4 separate regions of the Homo sapiens genome follow, and all the other regions are linked to region 3. A link is a contact called in ENCODE Hi-C or POLR2A ChIA-PET data. All regions are on one chromosome and are shown on one strand. The core of a region is the stretch at or near the end of the contact, and the rest is flanking DNA. Distances in the headings are between cores, read along the strand shown. Region 1 overlaps LINC01091 (long intergenic non-protein coding RNA 1091). Region 2 overlaps LINC01091 (long intergenic non-protein coding RNA 1091). Region 3 holds the start of SPRY1 (sprouty RTK signaling antagonist 1). Region 4 overlaps LINC01091 (long intergenic non-protein coding RNA 1091).

Region 1 (3,665 bases), core at 433-2,932, 300 kb before region 3:
TTTGGTCCTAAATTTAAACATTTTTCATTTGAAAGCCAAGTTCCTCATTACATATAATGCCCTTGAGAAATGCAATTTAAAAGAGGTGCAATGAGAAAATAAAGTATGGCAGTACCAAAATAAATGTTCTTCACAAACAAAAGTGCTGAGTATATAGGAAATTATTACAACAGTGAAAAAGTCTGTATGTCAGTACATGTGCTAATCTTATACAAATGTTTAGAGGACCAGATCTTTTTAATCTTCAGCTGAAATGTATTACAAATCTTGTTTAAAGATAAGAAAAGAGGAAATATCTACATGTGTTTCCCATATAAATGGAAGATATAATTTTTAAGGAGGGGAAACAAGGACAATTGACTCACAAACAAGTCATTCCAAAATGGTGGATTCTGTGGTATTTATCTTCTGTTTGTGGAACATTTACAATACAAAAAAAAAAAAAAAAAAAACCCATGTTCTACATCATTCCCACAAAGTCTTCTATTTGCCGAAAGAAAATATATCATTGTGTAGAAGAAAACTAGAGGAAAAACAGAGGTATGTGATTAACATGCTCGATTTTTTTTTATATACACAGATTTATTTCAGAACACTTTGAGACATATCCTAATATTTAACATTGAAAAACCTGAACAAATACCCATTTTAGCATATATTTCTTCTTCAAAATTTACTTCCGTATGAGAGGGGGGATAAAAGACAATACAACCGAAAGCAAGACACTAAGAAAGAAAATTGCATATCTGGGAAGGATGAAAAAGAATGCATGAGATGGCAACAACCCATCCAATGTGAAACTATTTATCAGGCCAAAAGTCAGCTATCTTCCCATAGGAAGTTGTAGGGGGGAAGCATTGGCAAATCTTATCTTCCGAGGGAGATAGACGGTCCCTAGAGTAACAACAACTCCATCAAGTTTTCACTGAACAGTTTCCAGATAAATAATGTCTTTCCACAAATAATCTGCTCTCGAAAGGCAGCCCCCAGACATGAGAAGCAGGAGGAATGGCTAAGGGCTGTGGAATTTTCTGAACATGAACAGTGAAGAATGTAAGTCTTTGTAACTGAGGAATGAGATCATTTTGAAAAATAAATGTCTAGAACCAGGGCTATTGCACAAGTAGGCACGTTTTCAGGGCCTCAGAAAAATGCATTCTCAAGATTAATCTTTACATCTGTTTCCAGAGTCCTCATTCAAAAGTTGACACTTTTGTACAAAGAACACCCTAGTGCTGACTGTGACAAGCAGGCAGCATTGCCAGCGATTTACCAGCAACTCATAAATCTGTGGGAAATACTCCACATATAGTCCTGCCACCCTCACTAAACCCTTGCAACCTCTCCTTGCCCCTGAAATTTGGAGGCTTAGAGCACAGAGAGAAAATAAAAGCAATATAAAGTGTGAGAAGAAAGTAGCCTAATATATAAAATAAAAGACAAAAGCAGACTGGATTATGCCAGCAAGCCATCTGCACAGCTGAAGGCTTCTTCAGGCAAAAAAAGGCTCCACTGTTCCTGAATCAATTGCTTCCTATTCACAGGCTCACTGTATAGGGCTAAATTCAAAATGGCTCTCGGGAAATTCTTGCCAATCCTGTGGTCTGATTTTAGGCTCTATTTTTCCCTTTCTTTTAAAGACCCGAGGATGTAAGTATGTATTAGTGCTGTAAACTTGCCAGCATTCACTGGAATGAGTCAAAGGACCTGGCATTAAATCACAGGGATTTGAGTTGCTAATAAATACAGCAGGCCCCATCCATTGTTGATTAATTCTGACTGAAACCTAAACACCAAACAACAAACACTCTTCTGAACTGCTCTGGTACCCATTAGTTTGATGTGTTTATTAGACAGGGCTGTGTTCTTTCAAGTTTATTAACAACAGATTAAAAAACTGCAAACAAATCTAGGTTTCTTTTTATGATTTAAAAGTGTGGGTACCATTTACTAATGTTTTTAGGGTTAACTGTAAATCCAAACAAGGCTGAAAAAATTATGTCAAACTAAGATCTTGGTACAAAGTATGAATAGTTACTGTCAATGTGCACCTTCCATTATTCAAACAGTTAAAATTTCTATTTTATTTTTTAGAATTGTCATGTTTTTTAAATGCATCCTTGAACAGAGCCTTAAGCAGTATCATAGGTTGAAAAATAAAGTTTTTTCAAGTAATATGATTGATTGCGTACTTTTAAAGATTACAGAAGTTAATAAGACATTTTCATGGTATTTAATTATATTTACCATGTAGCAGAGTTCCTGTACATTTATTCTGATTGGGTCAACTAGCACATATCCATAGAATGTGTGGTATATTATCTATTAGCAGTGCATCAAAGTAAAAAAAATTACAAGCAAATGCACACTGTGCAAAGATAATCAAAAGTGCCCCAGTATCAAGAATTCAAATCATCATATTACAAGCACAAATTTTCAAACCATTTGAATATATTAACCGTGACTATTAAAGTCTGGGTGAATCCTTAAAAATTTCCAAGGTGCATACTATTAACAAATTGGTAGAAGTCCTGAAAAGGCCCAAGAAGTCCTCAAAAAGGCCCAATTATTGCTATTTCAAAGTCTTCAGTGGAAACAAAGATACGGAGACACATAAGTCATATTTACAGTTCCAGGAAAATTACCATAAAAGATATTTACCTTAATCTAAGCTACCTAAGCCTGCAAATCAATTGTACTGATTTAAAAACCATATATTTATATTCTATTAATAGGTTTTACAACTAAGTAAATTTTAAATACCATGTAATTTTAAGCACTTTTCTTTAAATAACGTGTGAAGAAGAAGAATTTTCATGTTTTGGCTAAACAGAAAACTTATTGTCAAATCTGGAGCCTTGGGAAATCCATCATGTCCCAAGGTCATATGAAGCAACATTTGGATTTGTAAAGCCTTCTATAAGTGCATCTGCTATTGCAGTCACAAAATATTCCAACCCAAATCTGTTACTGCAATATCTAAATTTTCCCCCGAGCTTCCCAGACCACCAGAGCTCAACTCAGCAACTCCAAAATTAAATCATTACCTCTTTTAATACTAAATCGTGTTTTCTTAATTTTAACAGCGTGTAAACTACCAAGCTTTTATTCCCTGTTTTTTCCATGAGCACACAAAAGCCACGCTAGTGAAGATCAGAAGACAAGTATAGCAGATTATAAATTTGATTGGCCCATTCAACCCAAAGATTACTACTATTACGGTGGTATTGGTGGTGATTACTATCATGAGACACGAGTAGTGTTTGACTTTATGACATCCACAAACAAATCCTCTTCACCAAAAGAGAGCATTATAAGCATTTCAAAAAACATATGGTACGAAAAATATAGCATTGTGTCGAAAATGGTGAAGACCTAGATACTTCATTAAAAAAAAAAAAGTAATGTTGCCCCTAGTACATGCTCCCACGAATAATTAGTTGATTGAGAATAGAAAAGAGGAGATAAGTGAGGTAGAGAGGAGGGCAGGGGAAGAGGGCATGGGGAAGGAACAGAAGTATGTTAAAGCTTATTACAGTAACATGAATCAAATAATGTTTTCAATCAATGATAGTTGGTTAAAACTAAAAGAATAAGAGAATAAATAACATGTATTACCAATAATTAATGACTAATTATTCCACTTCTATTTATTAGAGAATAAG
Region 2 (3,445 bases), core at 741-3,240, 470 kb before region 3:
CAATCCATCAGCTCTTCAAACTGAACGAGGTTTGTGCTGTCAAATGGTGTTTTCATGGAATCCTATCAAAGAGAATTCAGTTGTTGCGGAAAGCAATACGGGTAATTCATTTGGCCACCCTCGACCTTGCAAGGCAGTCTGCATCAAAGCTCCCAGCACCAAACCAACAACAGTGCTTGAGCACAAGGGTGAAGAAAAGCCTGTGAATGTCTGTGAGGCTTTCTCAGTCATTCCACAGTCATCAAACAGAGACTGAATGGCTGAAGGAGCCACATGCTTCATTTCCCTAGGGGCATACGGGTGCCCTGCTTCAGAGGATCTCAGTGCATCGCTGAGGTGACCTCTGATTAGGGACAGTCAACCATGCAAACCCTGAGAACTGCCGGGAAAACAAGGACTGTCATCTAAATGATGATGATGTAAAGATCACCACAAACACCCTCTCAACACCCACTCAAGGACTCCTCCCAGAAACCTCCAGCAGCCCAAAGTGGACCCATGTCGAAAGTCACTGGGTGACTACAACCCTGAACCATAAGTTTAATTTATGCTAGAGTAATAAAGTTTTTTCCTTAAAGAAATTACATGTATAGGTTTATGTGTGTATATCCATATAAGCATGTCTGTCTCAATGTTCCTCAGATTCTATTTCACTATAAAATAATTTGCTCTCAAGGTACTATTTTAAAACCTTTTTCTATTACTAGGTAATCATCATGACTACTCAATAGAATCAGATCCTATGCATAACTGAGACCTGATCCACAGGAAATATCAGAAAATTCTCATATCTGGTTACATACTTCAAATTGCCTTATTTTATGTGTTTTATTTTTATTTGTGTAGCATAAATCAATAGAATTTTCATTTTCTACTTGTCCACACAAAAGCAGGAAAAGTAAAAGGAGAGTCTCTCTGTTTGCCTTTGCATAGATTCGTACATGAAAACCAGATAGAATAAAACAAGGGTATGGTAGTCAGTGAGTTCAGAGGTTCATAAATGATCAAACCTTTCACCTCACTGTTTCCTTTCCATCTCTGAGTATTTATTTTAACTCAGAGTTTTAGTCTTTGGCCTTCAGTGCCAGAAATATTCTTACATGTTCAGATAAGGCACTTTCATCCAGTTCCAAAAATGTGGAGGGTGGGGGTCAGATTTGAATCCCCACTTACCCTGAGGTAAATATCTCTCATTGGACAAATACTTGGAATGTCTTGACTGACGTCCCTGCAGCTGACAAGAGGCTATTTGGGGTCTTGCTTTTACCTCCACCATTTCCCTTTTCTGAATTTACATAACAGCAAAGACAATAAATTGTGTCTAGGTTCTTCCCATTCCCTCCAAAGCCAGGCTGAGGACAGGAGGGCTTGCCCATGTTTTCAGCTTGACCCTACCTGTGTTAGGCTCTGGCTGCCCGACCATGTCAGCATTCCAGGACCATGAGAGAAGGCCATGTTTGCAACCCAACAGGAAGAGGAGTAAGCCAGGCATTGACATCACCTGACAGATGCGTTTCTCAAGTGGGAAATGTTATTCAAGGTTTTATCATGGAAATCATTGACAGAGAAAAGGAATAAAGAAAAAAACGAGAGGGAGAGAGAAAGTCAGTGCCAAGATGGGCATGTTTTGCACCCTATAAAAAAGGAATTAAAATGACTCAACCTCACCTCCCTTTCTCTACATTCCCCCCCTCCTCATTCATCCTTTATGTCTGGAAGTAAATGTTTCTGAAATACTATAGCTACCGGCAGAGCAGCAACACATAATAACATGGTAGCAACACATAAAACTGTCAGTCTTCAAGGAAAATAGATGGTTAGGTTGAGGGGGTAAATGGACTAAATCAATTTGAACATGCATGTTAAGGACTGTGAAAGGGCAGAGTTTAGAGCTGCTAGGCTGGAAAACATTTGTCTCCGTCTTCTTGTATTTCCACAGCACTGGGCAGAATCCACCCACAGGCTTCTCCCTTGGCTCCAGTCTGACTCTGTGGCTGATTAATGGCAGCTGGAGGTGTCCAGTAATTTCCTCACCTAATAATAAACTACAACCCAAAATGGAGGTTCCCCTCAGGCCCACATTTAACATACCTATACTTACAAGCAGGAGGTAGCCAATTACACTGTCTCTGTGCCCACTGCTTAGAAAGTACATGCTCCAGCAAGGCTGAGGCAATTTTGTTTACCATGGGGATCCAATTCCTGTCTATACCAGACAGATTGCTTCTTTTACACAATGAACACACATTAAGTAAGCTCATTTCAGAGACCAAAAACACTTAGAAAAAATTTCTAGCAGTTCCACAAGATCCATTTCTAAGCAATTCATTCTTTTCCCAAAAATGTGGAGGGAAAAAAGTGTCAAATGACAGACTTGGTCTTAAGCCTTTTTGGAACTTAAATTTTAAATTGCTGTTACCAAAATGTCAGGTTGTAATTGCAAAGCCTGAAGCCTAAGCAATCACTCTAATTCCCTGCTTCCTGAGGCATCCAATAAAGCTGTTTGTATTTGGGCAGTTCTTCCTCACAGATTCGTTTGGCAATGAGAATTGGTACATGCCACATACTATAAGGCGATTACATGGATTAACTTTGTGATATTAATTAAGTGGTTATCCTCAACATTCATATTTATAGTAACTAACAAAATTAATTATAAGCTAGGGAATAAAACATATAAAGAAAAATACAGAAATGTATGTGCATGCCTGCACACATACGTGAGTTCCCCATGAGTAGTAGCAGAGCAGAGATGTGGGTTAATGGAGAGACTACACAGACCTGAATTCAGATCACATTTCTGCTGCTGAATTGCTTAACTTCATGAAAGCATCTTAGCCTCTATTTGTTTCTTTTCTTTTTTTTTTTTTTTTTTTTTGAGATGGAGTCTTGCTCTGTCACCCAGGCTGGAGTGCAGTGGCATGATCTCGGCTCACTGCAACCTCCGCCTCCCGGGTTCAAGTGATTCTCCTGTCTCAGCCTCCCAAGTAGCTGGGATTACAGGCATGCGGCACCACATCCAGCTAATTTTTGTATTTTTAGTAGAGATGGGGTTTCATCATGTTGGCCAGGCTGGTCTCAAGCTCCTAACCTCATGTGACACACCCACCTCGACCTCCCAAAGTGCTGGGATTAGACATGAGCCACCATGCCTGACTGCCTCTATGTACTTCTGTTTCCTCACTTATAAAATGAGAATCATATTTATCAGGAATAATGTATGTAAAGTACCCAGCGCACCATCTGGCACAAAGTAGGCAACTTACAATTAGTTTCACATGTTAGAGGTAAAATCCAAAATTATTATTGTTTTAGTGGTGATAAAATATGCATAACATAACATTTACTTTTTGAACCATTTTTAAGTGTACCATTCAGTGGCATTGAGTACATTCACATTGTTGTGCAATCATCACCACCACTGAACTATTTTCAGCTTGCACAA
Region 3 (3,565 bases), core at 253-2,752:
GGCTCCGCGCGGCCGGGCCCGGACCTGTCACGGCTGGTGCTCGCCGGGCGGCTCAGTAACATCCACCTCGGGAGGTCTTCTGCAGCCCCTTTCCAAGAACCAGTTTTTACAAATCCTTTCAGGAAGGCTTCCCAAGTCTCAGAAAAACAAGTAGGGGAGTGGCGGAGTCGAGTGCGTGACGGGCCAGCTGACGGCACGGTGTGCTCAGAGAACTCGGGTTCTAGTCGCTCCTCGCAAGGAACGAAGGAAGGGATGGCGGCTTCCTGACGAGCGAAAAATCCACGTCACGGGCGTTCGAGACTCCGCAGCGCCCGGGTCGGGGCCCGAACCGCCGTCGGCGGGTGGGTCACGGAGCCGCGCAGTACCCCGGCGAAACCTCGGAGCACGCGCCTGCCAGGCAGAGGCTGCCGCGGCCGGGAGGGGGAGGGGGATTTTTTTACCCTTTTCTTTTTTTTTTTTTTTTTAGCGGGGAGGAGTGAAGAGAGTGAGGTTTGGGGATCCTTCTCGGAGAGAGAAAGGCGGGCGTCGTCCCTTGTGCCCCGCGCAGGCCGACGCGCTTAGCCGATTCCGCACGTTGGGCAAGTGGGGGCACAGCGTCCCCGGGCACTCCGGTCCCGGCAGGTCAGCCTCTCCCGGGCAGCGCTCACACCCAGTCCTCCGAGCCTGGGGTTCCACGGCCGAAATGCCTGCGACAGAGAATTAGAGATAGAAGCTCGTGAATGTCCCTTTCTTCGAAGGGCTGGGACCCCGGGCGGGCCGCTGGCCAGCTCGCCCGCAGCCCGTTGCCATGTGCTCCCTGTTGCTGCTCCCGGTGATTGACAGGCCGGCGCACAGTCGGCGTGTCAGCCGCGAACCAAAGTAACATGCAGTCCTGCACGTTTTTGCCGAGGTGCTTTTGCCCCCTGGAATGCCTAGGAGTTCAAACAACGTTCAAGCAACGCCTCTGCGCGTTAGGAATCAATACACAGAGACGGGAAATTCAGGTTTTAAACCAATGCTTCACTCGGGATTCGGTCGCCAACAATGCCTAAACAAACACGCATTTGGTCCACACACCGAGTGCTAGCCCCTCTTCGCATAAAGGCATTAACGGCTCTGTGTTTCACAAATTCGATCGTTTCAGACTTTAAACGTCTACTGTTCGGTTAAGGAAAGGTGAAAGGGACCCTGCTTTTTCTTTTAGCGGTAGCATTTACTTTAAGAGCATTAGTTTTAGCAGTGGGAATGCTACCGGTGTTTTGAAATGCAACCAGTAACCTTAGCTGGAAAGCAAGTTCAAATAAATAAATGTTCAGTTCCTTGCAAAAGTCAACATTTCTCACCTTATCTTTCCTAAAATGTCTACGGAAGGAAACGGTACTTACCTAATGCAAAGATTGCAAATTGCTTTTCAGGCACATTTAACAGCGACTGTAGCTGTTCCTTATCCAGGGCAGGGAACTGTGCTGATAATCACTCTGCAAAGCACGCAGTGGTTTGCAGAGCGGTCTCACTCCGGCTACGCAGAATTTCAGCTCCTTGCCTCCACCTCCACCTCCACTCCAGGACACGCCTCCGGTGATATCATGTGTCAATCACTCGGGCTGCCCGAAAACCTGGAACAGGATTTCCTTAACTATCGTTTCCTCTTTCGTTTATGTGTACCAACTTGGAAATGTTGCCCTACAGACTCGTGTAATAAACATCCTCTTAAAACTTCGGGAGTGCCTCTAAAAATTCTGCAAATGCAGTTTGTCATAGAGGAATACATTCGGATTTAGTTAGCAATCTTCAGTTGTCGATCTCAATTAAAAGGATTGGTGGACTCTACTCTTAAGTTGAATTAGAAAAGAATTGTGAAGAATAAAAGAAAATGAAAAAAGTTGTATGCCAAGCCATCACTTCTGACCAACTAGAGGGAAAACGTATATTGACACAAAAAGATGATTATATAACATTACAGTTCCTATTTACAACAAAGTTCAGAATATGTGAAACCTAAAGTTCAAAAGGTGGCACTCCTTACTGCAAATGTAATATAAGCATATGTAATAAAGGTGAAATTTTCTGCTGTGGGTTTTTTAAATAATTGCTTTACCTTGGCTTGTTATATGATTTCCCAAAAATCAAGCACATGGAGAAAAAACCAAATTCTTTCAATTTTGTAATATAGTTGTATAATTTTGCAAAAAATACAAACCCGTATATTTTTTAATTAGCTAAAAGTCAATTAATTAGAATAGAAAAAATTTATCAAGAAGTTTTATAATTCTTAGTAATAGCTGATATGACTGGAAAAAAAACACTTTAAGTAGGAAACTTGATTTCTACTTTCTTACAAACTATGGGATTTTAGGCATTTATTATCAAAGTTGTGCCTTTTCATGCTGCAGTGAGGATAACTTTTTGTGGAATTGAAGGTTCCGTAGAAACTTTTAAAAGCCACCTAAAGACCAAAAACTTAGTGGAAAGGAAATATTTTTCCAGGTACTATATATCAGGAGTAGCTTAAAGTCTGGCAAAACAAAGCAAACAATAACAAAACTCTAGAATCTAAATCATATAAACATATAAGTATGGAAATTTTTAGTTCAAAGTACATTTTTAGTCTCATTTACAATAGCAAGTGGTTCTGTTGAAACTATAAATATATACATACATAACACACACGCACACACACAGGACTTTCAAATGTCTGAGCACTTTCAAAAATTAAAGTTGTGTTTGGAATTGCCTCTGAAGAACACAGAGCATTGTTAAGAACATGAATAACAATAAAAAAGCATCATTAGAAAATAGCATAGAATAAGAATCAAGCCAAAAAGCTACATATTCACTCTTAATATTATGAATTGTATTAAAATAGGCTATTTAAAAGAATAAAATTGATTTCATTGTATTTTTTTCATAGATCTCATTAGATTTGGGGATGTAATGAAATTTTACTAGTGATGGATAGGTTTCTTGTGAATGTATTTGGAATAGACAAATCAAAAATAGACTATCCTATCAGAGTATCTTATTTGGTTCTTCAAAACTATTACCACAGTTGTGAGCTGAGAGGTCAGTTCACCAATATGATAAAACCTGGAGAGGGAGCACTGAACATTCTACCTTCATAAATCCTACAAAATATATTTGAAAGATTTCTATTGCAAATACACTCTATTTCAACCAGAAATGTATTAAAATAATTTTCATTAGATCAAGTATTTTTAAATTATAATAATCAAATCCATGAGATTTTTATCTAAAACACCATCACCATGGGTCATGTTGTATTAAGAAATTAAATATGCTGTACAGAGTTGATCAATAACCCTCCATGTCATTTAGCACTAAAATGCATTAATATGTTTTTCTCTAAATATTACATTACAAATAAATGTACGTATAGCTCTGTCACCTTGGTTCTAAAAGACATTGAATGAAACTTGCCTCTCCTGATTCCCCGCAACTATAAGACTTTGTAGAAATTCTAAATTTTTAGCTTAAAGTATACATTGTTTTTCACTTGGTAAGTTTAATTACATTGTAACTTGACTAAAAATGGATAACGGAAGTATGAAATTTTTCCAAAAATGAA
Region 4 (3,413 bases), core at 215-2,714, 440 kb before region 3:
GATACAATACAAGTCTCTAACGATCTCATAAACCAATATAAACACACAGATTCTGTACACTCAGAGCTCCTTTTCTTTCCTGCTGTGTTTATCCATAAAACCTATTGAAAGTGTTAATATTATTAGGAGGTAGCATCCTGGCACATATGATTTTTTCCTAAATCAGTGCATCTTGGGCAATGTTTGAAAAGCAGCACATAATAACCACAATTAAAAGACCAAAACTTAACAAGAGAGAAAAATCATTACAAAGACTTCATGGCATGTTCCTCAACTGTACTAGGTTGGTGAAATATTCTATACAGATGGACCCTAGGATACCAAAATTATATTTGTGCATTAGTCCTGTTCAAGGAAATACAAATCACATTTCAATGCAATAAAATAATTAACACCAGAGACTGTAATAGAATCAAATTTCACATAGAGCAGGGACACACAAGGGTAACATAGTGAAATGGTTAAATGCATGGATTCAGTACTCAAATACATGTTCCAGCTTGCTCTGTCACTAACTCTACCTTCTTAAAAGCCTACTATCTTCTCTGAATGCTGGTTTTCTTATCATTATGATAGTAATAATAATAGTATCAATCTTATATGTTTTGTGAGAATTAAAAGAGTTAATGCATGTTAAAGGCTTAGCTCAGTACCATCAAACAGGAAATGTACAATAAATCTTATTTATTACTGTTATTATCATGAATGGATGTGCCACCTTGAGCAAAGGGGATTTGAATGCTCAGAGAAGTAAAAGGTCTGACACTTAACAGGATACCTGATGTTATTTTTCCAAGAACCTATCTACACATGAGTGTTGAAGGAACCACTACTCCCCCTTCCCAAATTGCTGCCTCGGGAATATATTTAGAAACTAATTGTTAACAGTAGCAGCATATCCAAACAAAAAGGGCAATGACATAACTTTGACTCATTTCTGTACATTTATATAAATAATTCAACTAATGAGTGTCTTACAAGAAGAAAGAATGAAGATGACGCCACTGGTATGTAAAAATATTCATATCAACTCAGCCCCTTTTGTTAACTCTCAATAGCTACTGATTATCTGATTATTCCTTCTCATCTGTGTTTGGATGACTTCAAGGCACTTCCCAGCAAGTAAACTCATAATATTAAAGCAATGTTCTTTCCCAATTTATACCAGATTTCATCCCATCATATCAACAGCCCATATAGCCAAAGAAAGGGCTTTCTTACACATGGTTTCCATGGTGTTTATGCCTTTCTATCCTAAACAGACAGATGCATTAAGCAATGCATGTCAATCCCATTATGAGGCTGTGAAATGGGCAGAAGTTTTGTTACACACTCATGCAATCACACACATTGTGAACATCCTGTTTATTTGGCTCATCCTCTGATGATTGGCTGTGGTATATCAGCACATTACTGACAGCTGGGAATTTCTCCAGTGGAACATGCCTTTCCTATGACAAACATCCAACGAGCAATGGGAACATGTGTCTGCCCACTGTGCCCATACAAAGCAGCCCAGTTTCTCCAAATGCAGAGCATATTGGGTGCTTGGATTTTCTCAGAATGCCACCGACAGGCCCCTGGTGACCTTTAGGGGCCATATGAGATAATACATTCTTAGACTCCTATTTCCGGACTGCTTTGGGCAAGGTCAGGATGGCAAATGTCCCACTTCCACAATATCAGATGTTACGGTAATTCCTTTTAGCTAATGTGTAAGAGCAAAGGAATGCCTTCAAACCTCATCTAGGCCCTGTGGAATCTGTTGAAAATGCATGACAGCTGTGGGCTTTGGCGAGGTTGTCTGTGAATGTATGAGATTTGGAAACCATTCAAAGCTAGAAATAACTGTACAACTCATAACCCTTCACCACTGCTCACTCTCTCTCTCTCTCTCTCTCCCCCCTCTCCCCCCCCTCCGCCCCCCGTCATGTCATTCTCTCTTCCCATCACTCATTTCTCATGCACTGTATCTGGGTCACAATCTCATCCTCCTGACTCAAATGCATCATCACTGCTGGGAACTGTGGATAACATCCTCCACACAAAAAGATGGGAAAAGAAGAAAGAGGCAGGGGTGGCAGTGGGGGCAACAGAAGGATTTTAATAACGCACAAGAACAGGAAATTGAGAAAGATCTTTTTTTTCAGTATCCAACTGGGAGTTGAGAAGCAGCAGCAAACTCACACTTATTTAAAGGCCCATCTGCAGGTAGAATCATCCTCGGGTGCTCGAATGATGTGTAAAGGCACTTGTTTTCCTAAACCTGAATAATACTTTGAAAGGCTATGGCTATTTATACTTCACTTTTGAAACTTGTATGTGTATTTTATGCACCTCACCATTAACTCTCACAGCAAAAGAGTTTGTGAGTGACATTTTTGAGAAAAGTAGGATAATTAGGAAAAGGAACTGAGAGAAAAGGGGTCAAGCTCAAAAGCCGGCTTTTTATTCAAATGACTTATACCCAACTACACTATTGATTCTGACCTCAGAATTCCTACTCTTGAAATTTTGACTTAAATTATCATCTCCAGATTCAAAGACTCAGCAACCTGGTTCATAAACAATGTGACACCCTGGTAATCACTGGCTTTTTTCCTGTAACTTCTGCTACTTCTACATAGATTTAACATACTACCTCTTGGCACAATCAGGTTGTTCCAGCAGTTTTTACTTTCTAGTTAAACCCAGGTTTTTCACATGGTGGCTGTGGGTCAGTCATTGACCATAATGACTTTTCAGCAGTCTAAGCTAAGAGGCACATTATCCACAGTTTAGCCAGGATGGAGCTTTACAACTAATGAATTATTTTGGCAGTTAATATTATCCCACTGATACCCTAAAATGAAACAAAAACACATAGATAACATTAAAACAACTAATTTAGAACATGGGAAACTATGTAAAGAAGGAAAAAAAAACCTTCCTATACAGAATTTTGCTGCATGCTCTCATGAATTTCATTAGCTACACGGATCTAATTGAGTGTTGAGAAGCAAAGGAAAAACAGGTCTGCCATCCATACACTAACGCTTACGGCATCTAACGCAAAGGAGAGATCCCCATAGAAACTCACAGAGAAGGCCACAGATGCTCCCTCAGGGGCATTCACTCTTACATTTAGATCATTTCTAATTAGCTATGTTATCTGGATTCCCAGGCCACGATGAATTAAAAACTGCACTAGAGGAAGACAGGGATCTAGGAGAGGGGAGCGTGCTGGCAACAGGCAGGGGCACAGCTGGTCAGCTCACAGCAAGAGAAAAGAGCAGCATGATTGTCAGGGTATTTAGGAAAGAGGCCCCAGAACATTATAATATCACACAGAACAATAATGGATGTGTATAATGTTGACCCTGGGTCAGCAGGGAGAAGATGCATTCTGTATAAGAATCCAGAGAACTATACAA

Evidence for each region. Hi-C counts contacts between places; a loop is a spot of excess contacts on that map. ChIA-PET counts read pairs that join two places held with the same protein, here RNA polymerase II (POLR2A). Pooled maps may share reads with other maps.
Region 1: a map of chondrocyte shows a loop between it and region 3 (5-fold over the local background). The contact joins the enhancer-like site here to the promoter of SPRY1 in region 3. A Hi-C loop is called at or near these places in 1 of 168 maps with a recorded cell type or tissue (chondrocyte) and 4 of 50 pooled maps.
Region 2: a loop to region 3 is called in a pooled map of psoas muscle, with 4 times the contacts of the local background. The contact joins the enhancer-like site here to the promoter of SPRY1 in region 3. A Hi-C loop is called at or near these places in 2 of 50 pooled maps.
Region 4: a loop to region 3 is called in a map of IMR-90, with 9 times the contacts of the local background. The contact joins the enhancer-like site here to the promoter of SPRY1 in region 3. A Hi-C loop is called at or near these places in 12 of 168 maps with a recorded cell type or tissue (IMR-90, ascending aorta, cardiac septum and 8 more) and 19 of 50 pooled maps. POLR2A ChIA-PET finds 5 or more read pairs at or near these places in 1 of 52 experiments (activated CD4-positive, alpha-beta T cell).

Annotation. Positions count from the first base shown.
Region 1 is chr4:123,697,993-123,701,657 of GRCh38, reverse strand. The region is part of intron 3 of LINC01091 (long intergenic non-protein coding RNA 1091); the gene reads right to left. Among named protein-coding and RNA genes, the nearest start is that of LINC01091, 50 kb to the right of the region's middle. Within about 2 kb of position 1,682, at least 5 of the 41 ENCODE cell types and tissues checked have a DNase peak (open chromatin) inside an H3K27ac peak, as active enhancers do.
Region 2 is chr4:123,868,381-123,871,825 of GRCh38, reverse strand. The region is part of intron 4 of LINC01091 (long intergenic non-protein coding RNA 1091); the gene reads right to left. Among named protein-coding and RNA genes, the nearest start is that of LINC01091, 220 kb to the right of the region's middle. Within about 2 kb of position 1,990, at least 2 of the 41 ENCODE cell types and tissues checked have a DNase peak (open chromatin) inside an H3K27ac peak, as active enhancers do.
Region 3 is chr4:123,394,732-123,398,296 of GRCh38, reverse strand. It overlaps SPRY1 (sprouty RTK signaling antagonist 1), which reads right to left and starts at 1,502. Exons shown (of 3, transcript NM_001258038.2): 1 at 1,365-1,502; 2 at 441-686. RefSeq lists a silencer at 1-67.
Region 4 is chr4:123,830,867-123,834,279 of GRCh38, reverse strand. All of the region lies in intron 4 of LINC01091 (long intergenic non-protein coding RNA 1091), which reads right to left. Among named protein-coding and RNA genes, the nearest start is that of LINC01091, 180 kb to the right of the region's middle. RefSeq lists a silencer at 1,552-1,846. Within about 2 kb of position 1,464, at least 15 of the 41 ENCODE cell types and tissues checked have a DNase peak (open chromatin) inside an H3K27ac peak, as active enhancers do; they include IMR-90, ascending aorta, endothelial cell of umbilical vein and 3 more, where a contact is called at or near this core.